Linked DNA regions of Homo sapiens: regions 2 and 3 are each linked to region 1. A link is a contact called in ENCODE Hi-C or POLR2A ChIA-PET data. All regions are on one chromosome and are shown on one strand. The core of a region is the stretch at or near the end of the contact, and the rest is flanking DNA. Distances in the headings are between cores, read along the strand shown.

Region 1 (3,639 bases), core at 1,054-3,553:
GTTCAGAGAGAGACCTTCCACCTGACTATCTTCTCCTGACGGCTTTACCGAGTTCTTTCTAATTCCCAAGGGTCAGATCTATGCAATATTTCCACAGGAAGTTGTGGGCCTTCTCTATACAAAGCCTGCTTTGTTCATTAGTGGCAGGTTTATTTTCTGTAATTTTGCCGAAGTTTTCTGAAACAGTTGTTTAAAGCCAATAATAATCCTCTTTTAGAAGGCAAAAATGAATAAGTACAGTAGTGTAAATACCATAAATGAATGTTCTACGTTTACAATGTTCTGATACTGTGAAAAGGTTGTTTATAGCAAATCTGTTTCCAGCTAGGTGGGCTTAAAAACAGACTAAACCATTATATTATGAAGATATTTGGTACTTCTTCACAGTGAAGTATGTATACCTTGTTGAATAAAATCATACATTAAAATTTTGGACAAATAGGCTGGGCACGGTGGCTCATGCCTGTAATCCTAGCACTTTGGGAGGTCGAAGCGGATAGATCACTGTTGGCCAGGCTGGCTGGAACTCCTGACCTCAGGTGATCACACCATTGCACTCCAGCCTGGGTGACAGAGCAAGACTTTGTTTCAAAAAAAAAGAAAAGAAAAGAAAGGAAAGGAAAGGGGAAAGGAAAAAGGAAAGGAAAGGAAAGGAAAGGAAAGGAAACCTGATAAGGTGGCCGGGCGCTGTGTCTTATGCCTGTAATCCCAGCACTGTGGGAGGCCGAGGAGGGCGGATCATGAGGTCAGGAGATCGAGACCATCCTGGCTAACACAGTGAAATCCCATCTCTACTTAAAAAAAAAAAAAAAAAAAAAAATTAGCTGGGCATGGTGGTGGGCGCCTGTAGTCCCAGCTACTTGGGAGGCTGAGGCAGGAGAATGGCGTGAACCCGGGAGGTGGAGCTTGCAGTGAGCCGAGATCGTGCCACTGCACTCCAGCCTGGGCGACAGAGCGAGACTCCATCTCAAAAAAAAAAAAAAAAAAAAAAAACCTGATAAGGTGTAAAACATACAGAGAGTTCATACAGATCCAATAACTTTGTTACTTATTACCAAGTCAAGTAAAGCGGGGGGCGGGGGTGGGGGGACAAGGCATGGTAGCTCACACACTTTGAGAGGCTGAGGCAGGAGGATTGCTTGAGACCAGGAGTTCGAGACCAGCCTGGGCAACATAGCGAAACCTGATCTCTACTAAAAAAATTAGCCAGATAAGGTGGTCTGCACCTGTAGTTCTATCTTCTCAGAGGCTGAGGCAGGAAGATTGCTTGAGCCCAGGAGTCCAAGGTTGCAGTGAGTTATGATCATGCCATTGTATTCCAAGCTGGGTGAAAGAGTGAGACACTGTCTCAAAACAAAACAACAACAACAACAACAACTGGCTGTGCCAGGTGCAGTGGTGCACCCCTAGAGCCCCAGTGACTTGAGAGGCTGAAGCAGCAGGATTGCTTGAGACCAGGAGTTTGAGGCTGCACTGTGCCATGATCGCGCCCATTAATAGCCACTGTACTCTAGCCTGGGTAACATACCCCATATCTAAAAAATAAAAATATATATGTATAATAAAATAAATAATTGGTTGTAAATCTAATTCTAAAATTAACATTATCTTTGACCTAGGGCATATTGTTTAATCCTGTTTTATCTCATATCTCCATCAAGTTATGCAGGTATAATATGTATCTATAGCAAATAGTTAATGAATACTTTATCCGAAGATGAAAGGTGCTAAGTGGTTTTTATAAATATCATACATTTATTTAAAAATCACAGCCAATGGCCCAGTGCTGTGGCTCACACCTGTAATCCCAGCACTTTGGGAGGCCAAAGTGGGTGGATCACCTGAGGTCAGGAGTTTGAGACCAGCCTGGCCAACATGGTGAAACCCTGTCTCTACTAAAAATACAAAAGTTAGCCAGGCGTGGTGGTGGGCACCTGTAATCCCAGCTACTTGGGAGGCTGAGACAGGAGAATCCCTTGAACCCAGGAGGCAGGGGTTGCAGTGAGCTGAGATCGTGCCATTGCCCTCCAGCCAGGGTGACAGAGTGACACTCTGTATAAAAAAAAAAAAAATCACCCCTGAAATTCATATGAAACAACTACACTTGCACTTAAAAACTTCAATTAAATATTTACTAGGAAAAATATGGTGGTTGAAGAAACTACTAGAACTCTGCATAATTAATGATGTAAGAAACAAGCCTATGATATGTGAGGTGCTACAACTTGAATGAGGGAGTAAGTAGTTTAAATACCAGGCCTGGTTTCAGGGTACTACTCAAACAGGAAACTCCAAACTGTAATTTGGTTAGTTATCTTCCACTCCCAGCCTCCACCCCCTCCAAAAAACACCAAGACTGTCAACTCTGTGACGTGCTTTCCTAATGGCCTGTAGCTACATGACTCAAAGAAAAAGGTGTTTTCTTTGGAACACACAATTGTAAAACTATACCCAGCATCCTACACCCTGATTTCTGGCAAACAAAGGAAAACTACCTTTTTTTTTTTTTTTCACTCATAGAAAACAGAATGGGGCCATAGGCCATTTAAAATGCCATAACTAGTTTAAACAGAAACAACAGTCTATCCAAATGTGACTGCATGCCTATATGTTCTCTGTCAAATTGGAAATTAGAGGGAGCATTTTATAAAATCAGATGCTGAGAACAAAGATTTATGTGCAGAATTGGCGTATGAACAGTTTCAGGCCCATCTTTCTTAGTCCTTTATTAGTATAAAACAAATTTGGGTGTACTTATATAATTTTTTAAAAAACAGTGATGATTTCTGGATACCTGAGTATATTTTTTGTTTTTGTTTTTTTTGGTTGTTTGTTTGTTTGTTTTGAGGCAGGTTCTCCCTCTGTCACCCAGGTTGTAGTACAGTGGTATGATCACAGCTCACTGCAACCTCAACCACCTGAGCTTAAGCAGTTCCCTCGCCTTAGCCTACCGAGTATCTGGGACTGCAGGTGCATGCCACCACGCCCAGCCAATTGTTGTGTGTGTGTGTGTGGTTTTCGTTTTGTTTTGTTTTTGAGAGGGAGTCTTGCTCTGTGGCCCATGCTGGAGTGCAGTGGAGTTGTCTCAGCTCACTGCAGCCTCTGCCTCCCGGGTTCAAGAGATTCTCATGCCTCAGCCTCCCCAGTAGCTGGAACTACAGGCATGTACCACCACACCCAGCTTTTTTTTTTTTTTTTTTTTGTATTTTTAGTAGAAACAGGGTTTCATGTTGGCCATGCTGGTCTCCAACTCCTGACCTCAAGTGACCCGCCCACCTCGGCCTCCCAAAATGCTAGGATTATAGGCACGAGCCACCGCACCCAGCCTAATTTTTGTATTTTTGTAAAGATGATGTCTCAGTATGTTGCCCAGGCTGGTCTTGAACTCCTGGGTTTAAGCAATCCACCCACCTGGCCTTCCAATGTGCTGGGATTACAGGCGTGAGCCACTGCATCCAGCCTACTCTTTGTTCTGTAATGTATTCATCTGTCAGTTTCTCTTTGTTTCTATTACAGTTTCTAAGCATTGCAATTGAATCCTCCTGTCAAACAGAAATTCATACTAAGAAGCTTGAAGCTTGAACTATTGTAGCAGGATTTTTTTTTTTTTTAATTTTAGATACAGGGTATTGCTGTGTT
Region 2 (3,539 bases), core at 348-2,847, 150 kb after region 1:
CAACATTATAAAACCCCGTCTCTACTAAAAATACAAAAATTAGTCGGATGTAGTGGCGCACCTGTAATCCCAGCTACTTGGGAGGCTGAGACACAAGAATAGCTTGAACCCGGGAGGTGGAGGTTGCAAGAGCCGAGATCGCATCACTTCATTCATTCCAGCCTGGGTGATAGAGTGAGACTCTCTCTCTCTCTCTTTTTTTTTTTTTAGATGGAGTCTCCCTCTGTCGCCCAGTCTGGAGTGCAGTGGTGCAATCTCGGCTCACTACAACCTCCGCCTCCCAGGTTCAAGCAATTCTCCTGCCTCAGCTGCCTGGCTAATTTTTTATATTTTTAGTAGAGACGGTTTCGCCATGTTGGCCAGGCTGATCTTGAACTCCTGACCTCAAGTGATCCACCTGCCTTGGCCTCCCAGAGTGCTGAGATTACAGGCTTGAGCCACTGCGCCCGGTCACCTGGGTCTGTTTTTATTCATCATTGTATCCCTCTGCTTAGGACAGGCATGGGATTATAAATACTTGCTGAGTGAATGAACAAGTCCCTCAATATGCAGATAGGACAAGACTGAGATAGATGACGCCACTTACTTGTCACACTGCAAATCAAGAACTGGGGTCTTTTGATTCTACCTCAGCTCTTTCCATTAAACTTCCCCGATTCCTGTGTTCCCTTCTGTCTTAGTGGAGATCTCAAAACTAATTCTAGATTCCTTGGCTGCCAAGGTCAGTGACTCATCGTACTACTGAAACCCAGCTGGAGGCCCCTTGGTGTTTGGTATCACCAACAGAATATCCTTTATGAGTGTCACCACTGGCATCAGGAGGTTCTGGGGAAAGTGAAACCCTTCAGCATCCTCGTCCTGATGGTTGGCCACAAGAGTGACCTGTTGGTGAGCACTGGGTGACACCACAGGGAAAGAAGCTGGCTGCCTCTTTGGGGCATTGAAACTTCAGCCAAGAGCAACAGTAACATTAGCACAGCCTCTGAGGAGCTCACTCAGTGTATCTGTGAGACTGTGAAGTGGGGGGGACATGGGATCTAACTCAGGGTGGGAGGGAATTTTGAAATGCAGGGTCTCATCCTGGGCCAAGCTTCAGGACGCAGAGGACCAAAGCAAATCAAGGTGGCTGTGCCTGTGCTAGTGACCCTTGGGTAGGACAGCCATCCTCCCTAGAGCCCACAGAACTCTCACAATCCACAAGGGCCATGCTGGGCCCAGGACAGGATGATGCTAGGTGCCACTGAAGGACATGACCCAGAGGTCTGGAAGGCGCCTGGTTTCTTCTGCATGATGGTGAAAACACCAGGATCAAAGATAACAGCAACTAAGAAGAGATGGGCACCTGCACAGACATGCCTATCCTGAGGACAGGGGCCTACTCCCATCCTTTCTCAGGGACAGGGACAAACACAGCTTTCTCCAGGAGTTCCAGAAGAGCAGGTCAAAAAGGGTTTTTAGGCCGGGCGCGGTGGCTCACGCTTGTAATCTCAGCACTTTGGGAGTGCGAGACCTGTCTGACCAACACAGTGAAAACCCCATCTCCACTAAAAATACAAAAATTATCTCGGTGTGGCGGCAGGCGCCTGTAACCCCAGTTACTTGGGAATCTGAGGCAGGAGAATCGCTTAAACCTGGGAGGCTGAGGTGGCAGTGAGCCAAGATCACATCACTGCACTCTAGCCTGGGTGACAGAGCTAGACTCCGTCTCAAAAAAAAAAAAATTAAAAAAAAACAAAAAAAACCAAAAAGGGTTTTTAGGCATATAACATTGCCAAAACAAGGATGCCTCTTCAGTTGAGGGCCGTGAGAGAAGGTCACCCTACTCAATTCTTATGGCCGAGAAGCTGGACTCAAACTCCTGCTGATGTTATGGCCTCCCTTGGGGTAAAATGATGGAAAATCCCTGAGTTTTTCTCAAACACCAAAATGAATAACGATGCTGCCACCTGCTGACTAGAGAGCTACAATCCAGGCTTGCTTGTCCTGACTCCCTCTGGGATTTCAAAGGTACCCTGTCTTTCGATTAATAACTTCTTTATTCTGGAAAAGCAAATGAAAGTCATATTCATATAAACACTGACATTACAAAGTACAGGGAAAAGGGGAAGGGAGAAGGAAACAAAACCCTTTACAAATCCTGCTAATACTGTCTTACCCAAAAAGACCATAATGCTTTGTCCCATATTCAGTCACTTATATAATAAACCACAAATAAAATCTTCTCTGGAAGATACATTGCTCCTCTTTGAGATGGCAGGGAAAAGGGACCGGAAGTTGGGGTAGGAGGCTTTATTCTTTTGGCAGATCCTCTCAGTCATTATAGATATTGCTGCACTGTTAATAAAAAATATATGCTTCTCTGTAAAGCATTAAAAAAAAAAATCCAAGGATGAGATGGCTGAGTTCTCAGCTCAAGTATCTCCAAATACATTGCTGTCCATTCCCTGACCTTTCCGTGTGTTATTTCTTGGTTGTTTTCCGGATCAATGCCATTCTCTGAAAGGAGAGACAAATAAGCAGTTATACAGCAGCAGCTGGAGTCAGGAGCTTTCTGGAACATTCTGTGTGGCTAGCAGGCCTCATGGTCTACACTGTAGGCCGCAGCCCTCAGAGACCTGCAGTCACAAGGCATCTCAGTAGATTCCTTTTAACCAGAGAGCAGTCTGCAAGGCCCCAAGAGATGTTTAGATGGGCTAGTGGACCCATTTCATCCACCAAACTGCTCTAGGCTAGCAGAATGGCAAAAAAGTTAAAAGCAGGAGAAAGTGACAGCTCTTGAGTTTTGGTGACTTAGAGAATAAGCTGGCAAAGCATGTGTTTTCTTTCTTTCTTTTTTTTTTTTTTGAGATGGAATCTCGCTCTGTTGCCCAGGCTGGAGTGCAGTGGCATGATTTCGGCTCACTGCAACCTCTGCCTCCCAAGTTCAAGTGATTCTCCTGCCTCAGCCTCCCCAGTAGCTGGGATTACAGGCACGTGCCACCACGCCTGGCTAATTTTTGTATTTTTAGTAGAGACAGGGTTTCACTACATTGGCCGGGCTGGTGTCAAACTCCTAACCTCAAGTGATCCACCAGGCTCGGCCTCCCAAAGTGCTAGGATTACAGGCATGAGCCACTGCGCCTGGCCAAGCATGTGTTTTCTGGGGTCCCCTGACCCCAATCTTTTCTCCAATGATGGACACAATAGGGAAGGGGCCTCAATTTCAAAGTGTTGCCACACACAAAGGGAGCTGACATTTCACATCTCATGACCTGCATTGAAGGGAAACTGAAGACTAACAACTTCTACCACAGTCCATCATGGAAACACTCAGATCATAGGTTTCATGATCTGAATTCTTTTACTATTACTAGCTACTAGCCAAATTAACAACTTACTTTGTTCATTCTTTTTGACCAAATACCAATATTATGGCATTTGTCGACTAAATAAATAGGGCTGAAAATGGTTAACTTGGGAGCACAAAGTGACAGTCCATTGTTTGCAGGGACTCTCTTCTGAACAGTGCAATCTTTCCATTCAGGAAACTGGTGGCTTCC
Region 3 (3,444 bases), core at 722-3,221, 210 kb before region 1:
TTTGTTTTTTTGAGGCAGAGGCTTGCTCTGTTGCCCAGGCTGGAGTGCAGTGGCATGATCTTGGCTCACTGCAACCGCCGCCTCCCAGGTTCAAGCAATTCTCCTGCCTCAACCTCCTGAGTAGCTGAGATTACAGGCGCATGTCACCACGCCCGGCTGATTTTTGTATTTTTAGTAGAGACGGAGTTAGTCAGGCTGATCTCGAACTCCTGACCTCATGATCCATGCGCCTCGGCCTCCCGAAGTGCTGGGATTACAGGTGTGAGACACCACGCCCAGCCCCAAAGAAGGTATTTTTATAATCATCAATCAGGTAGATAATCTGGCCCAATTCTCTCATCTAAAAAAGAAGAAACAGAGAAGAGAAAATGAGTTAGAGAAGAGCTATAAACTTCATGAGAGTAAAGACTACTGTTGTCTTGTTCACATTCATTAGATGGATGAAGGGAGGTTAAGGTCAAGCTTTCCCTAGACTCCTACTTATCCTTTTTTTTTTTTTTTTTTTTTTTTTTTGAGACAGAGTTTCGCTCTTGTTACCCAGGCCGCAGTGCAATGGCGTGATCTCAGCTCACCGCAACCTCAGCCTCCCGGGTTCAAGCATTCTCCTGCCTCAGCCTCCCAAGTAGCTGGGATTACAGGCATGTGCCACCACGCCTAGCTAATTTATTTTTTATTTTTATTTATTTATTTTTGAGACAGTTTCTCTCTTGTTGACCAGGCTGGAGTGCAATGGCGTGATCTCAGCTCACTGCACCCCCTGCCTCTCAGGTTCAAGCGATTCTCCTGCCTCAGCCTCCCGAGTAGCTGGGATTACAGATATGCGCCACCATGCCCAGCTAATTTTTCATATTTTTTTTTTAGTAGAGATGGGGTTTCTCCATGTTGGTCAAGCTGGTCTCGAATTCCCAACCTCAGGTGATCTGCCCGCCTCGGCCTCCCAAAGTGCTGGGATTACAGGTGTGAGCCACCGCGCCTGGCCTGCTCTTTTCTACTGCATTGCACCACATTGCCAAAAGTGCAGTTATTAAGCCCATTCAACAATATGTTGCTAACGAAAAAAACAAACTAAAATATTTTTAAAAGGTTTATTCTGAGCCAAGATGAGTGACCATAGCTTGGGGAAACACAGCCTCAAGAGGTCCTAGGAAACTGTGCCTGAGGTGGTCAAGTTATAATTTGGGTTTTCTTTTTTTTTTTTTTGTTTTGAGACGGAGTCTCGCTTTGTCACCAGGCTGGAGTGCAGTTGCGCAATCTCGGCTCACTGCAACCTCCGCCTCCCGGGTTCAAGCCAATTCTCCTGTCTCAGCCTCCTGAGTAGCTGCGATTACAGTCGCGTGCCACCGCACCCGGCTGATTTTTGTATTTTTAGTAGAGACGGGGTTTCCCCATGTTGGCCAGGCTGGTCTCGAACTCCGGACCTCAGGTGATCCACCCACTTCGGCCTCCCAAAGTGTTGGGATTACAGGCGTGAGCCACCGCGCCCAGCCAGAACACTGACACTTCTCATAACAAATGAACGCGATTTATGTATATCTAAGCCAGGGCACATTGGACGTCGGTATCCTGGACATCAGCATCCTGGACACAGCTCCCAAACCCCGAATTCCCCCATTTTATTGATGCTAGCAGGCCAGGGAAGGGAAAACTTCCTTTGGGCTTTGAATAATAACGACTTTAGAATTGAAATCGTGGGCTGGAGGTGGACGCCACGCCTCATTCTGATGGGTCCAAGAGCCGAAATTTCGGCTTCTGGCACTCTCCTCACTCAGCTCTCTAAACTCCTCCATCATTCCTCTTTCCAGTCCTTTGGCCCTAAGCCCTTGCTAGCGGTTGGCTAAGAAGAAACCCGTCTCTTGCTCGGGATTCGCTGTGAGCTCCGGGAAGCCCGCCTCCGCTCTCCCGTGATTCGCTACTCCTGTGTTCATCCGCCCCTCCGTCGACCAGATTGGGTGCTTGGCCGTCCCTGCCATTAGCGCGTAACGAGAGACTGCTTGCTGCGGCAGAGACGCCAGAGGTGCAGCTCCAGCAGCAATGGCAGTGACGGCGTTGGCGGCGCGGACGTGGCTTGGCGTGTGGGGCGTGAGGACCATGCAAGCCCGAGGCTTCGGCTCGGATCAGGTACGCTGCGGCAGTGTCCGCTGCTCCAGCCCCGCGGGCGGATCCCATCTTTGCTTCCGTACCTTTACCAGTGTCCCTGTCTCTCTGCAGTCCGAGAATGTCGACCGGGGCGCGGGCTCCATCCGGGAAGCCGGTGGGGCCTTCGGAAAGAGAGAGCAGGCTGAAGAGGAACGATATTTCCGGTGAGGCTCACCGGGTCCCAAGTCCAGCCCTGGATCTCCCAATGGCCTTCCAATCCTTAAACTGCCAATCGCCCCACCCGTTCCTACCTGGTGCCTTGGGCGCCCCATCCCCCAACAGAACTCCCGGGCCCCAATCCAGTATACCCTAACCCTTGATGTCCCGACCGTTGCCACGTATAGGGCACTCCCAGTTACCTGCACAACAGTTTCAGGCCCCCAAACCGTTTCCACCGGCGGGTCTCCAAAACAACCCACGGCTCAACTCCTCCTTTATCATTACCATCTCCCGCGTGGAGTTCTCCTCAGGTCGTGCGAAACACCCCCAGATTCTTCGCACAGTGTCTAGATCCGACCGCCCAACGTTTGCCTCCCAGCCTGACTCCCTCGGCCCTTACCCACCTGTCACCCCCTCTACGCTCTCCTTCCTCGCCAGCACGCCTTAGCTTTGCAAGCCTGCATGCATTCAGGCTTCTCAGGTGTTTCTAGACCCCCGACTCCGCAAGAGTGAGGATGATGGGAGCTGGTCATGGGAGCTACTTATGGTTGGACACCATCTTCTAAAGGCTTTTGCCCTACTCAGCCCAACCTAGACCTGTAGATTTCCCTCTCCTGCTTAGGAGTATGGAGTGGGCTGGGCCTCCCTTTGCCAGCCTTGAGTTATCTTTAACTGACTTCTGTCCACTCTGGAGAGCAGTGAGGAATTAATCTTGCTTTTGCTTGTCCTTTGGCCTTTCACTTCTGCCTTCTGTTGAGAATTATCACCATGACACCTGCCATACCGTATAGAGAGCCAAGGTACAGCCGTTAGAGACTATCTAATTGAGCCCCTACATTTTGTAGTTAAGGAAAACTGAGGCCTAAATGTGACCAAACCAACATTGTAATCCAGTCCCTTCTTGGAACCTAAATTGAACTGCCAAGTACTGCGCATGCAAGAGACCCTTTATTGGCCTTACAGTGGGCCATTCATTTCTATAGGCAAAGAAAGCTCTAGACAGATTGGAATAGGAAATGGATATTTGCCTTTTAGCTACACCCCTTTGTCTGTCTTCCTCATTTTGTTCCTTTTTTTTTCCCTAAAGGGGAGTCAAGTTCCCTGGGTTGTTCCCCTCATAAGGTATTAGGGACTTGTGTCACATCTCTC

What was found. A loop is a pair of places that touch in the nucleus more often than their neighbours do. ChIA-PET counts read pairs that join two places held with the same protein, here RNA polymerase II (POLR2A). Pooled maps may share reads with other maps.
Region 2: a pooled map shows a loop between it and region 1 (2.3-fold over the local background). The contact joins two enhancer-like sites. A Hi-C loop is called at or near these places in 1 of 50 pooled maps. POLR2A ChIA-PET finds 5 or more read pairs at or near these places in 6 of 52 experiments (AG04450, GM12878, HEK293 and 3 more).
Region 3: a loop to region 1 is called in a pooled map, with 2.4 times the contacts of the local background. The contact joins the promoter of ATP5IF1 here to the enhancer-like site in region 1. A Hi-C loop is called at or near these places in 1 of 168 maps with a recorded cell type or tissue (naive thymus-derived CD4-positive, alpha-beta T cell) and 9 of 50 pooled maps. POLR2A ChIA-PET finds 5 or more read pairs at or near these places in 7 of 52 experiments (HEK293, MCF 10A, PC-9 and 4 more).

What each region holds. Positions count from the first base shown.
Region 1 is chr1:28,447,793-28,451,431 of GRCh38, forward strand. All of the region lies in intron 2 of PHACTR4 (phosphatase and actin regulator 4), which reads left to right. Among named protein-coding and RNA genes, the nearest start is that of SNHG3, 56 kb to the right of the region's middle. RefSeq lists a silencer at 2,981-3,030. Within about 2 kb of position 2,304, at least 5 of the 41 ENCODE cell types and tissues checked have a DNase peak (open chromatin) inside an H3K27ac peak, as active enhancers do; they include PC-9, where a contact is called at or near this core.
Region 2 is chr1:28,601,079-28,604,617 of GRCh38, forward strand. It overlaps TAF12 (TATA-box binding protein associated factor 12), which reads right to left. Exons shown (of 6, transcript NM_005644.4): 6 at 1,772-2,496. The coding sequence ends at 2,461. Among named protein-coding and RNA genes, the nearest start is that of RAB42, 11 kb to the left of the region's middle. RefSeq lists an enhancer at 1,361-1,861. Within about 2 kb of position 1,598, at least 6 of the 41 ENCODE cell types and tissues checked have a DNase peak (open chromatin) inside an H3K27ac peak, as active enhancers do; they include PC-9, where a contact is called at or near this core.
Region 3 is chr1:28,234,153-28,237,596 of GRCh38, forward strand. It overlaps ATP5IF1 (ATP synthase inhibitory factor subunit 1), which reads left to right and starts at 1,972. Exons shown (of 3, transcript NM_016311.5): 1 at 1,972-2,118; 2 at 2,209-2,300. The coding sequence starts at 2,032. RefSeq lists enhancers at 871-1,377, 2,171-2,230 and a silencer at 1,210-1,434.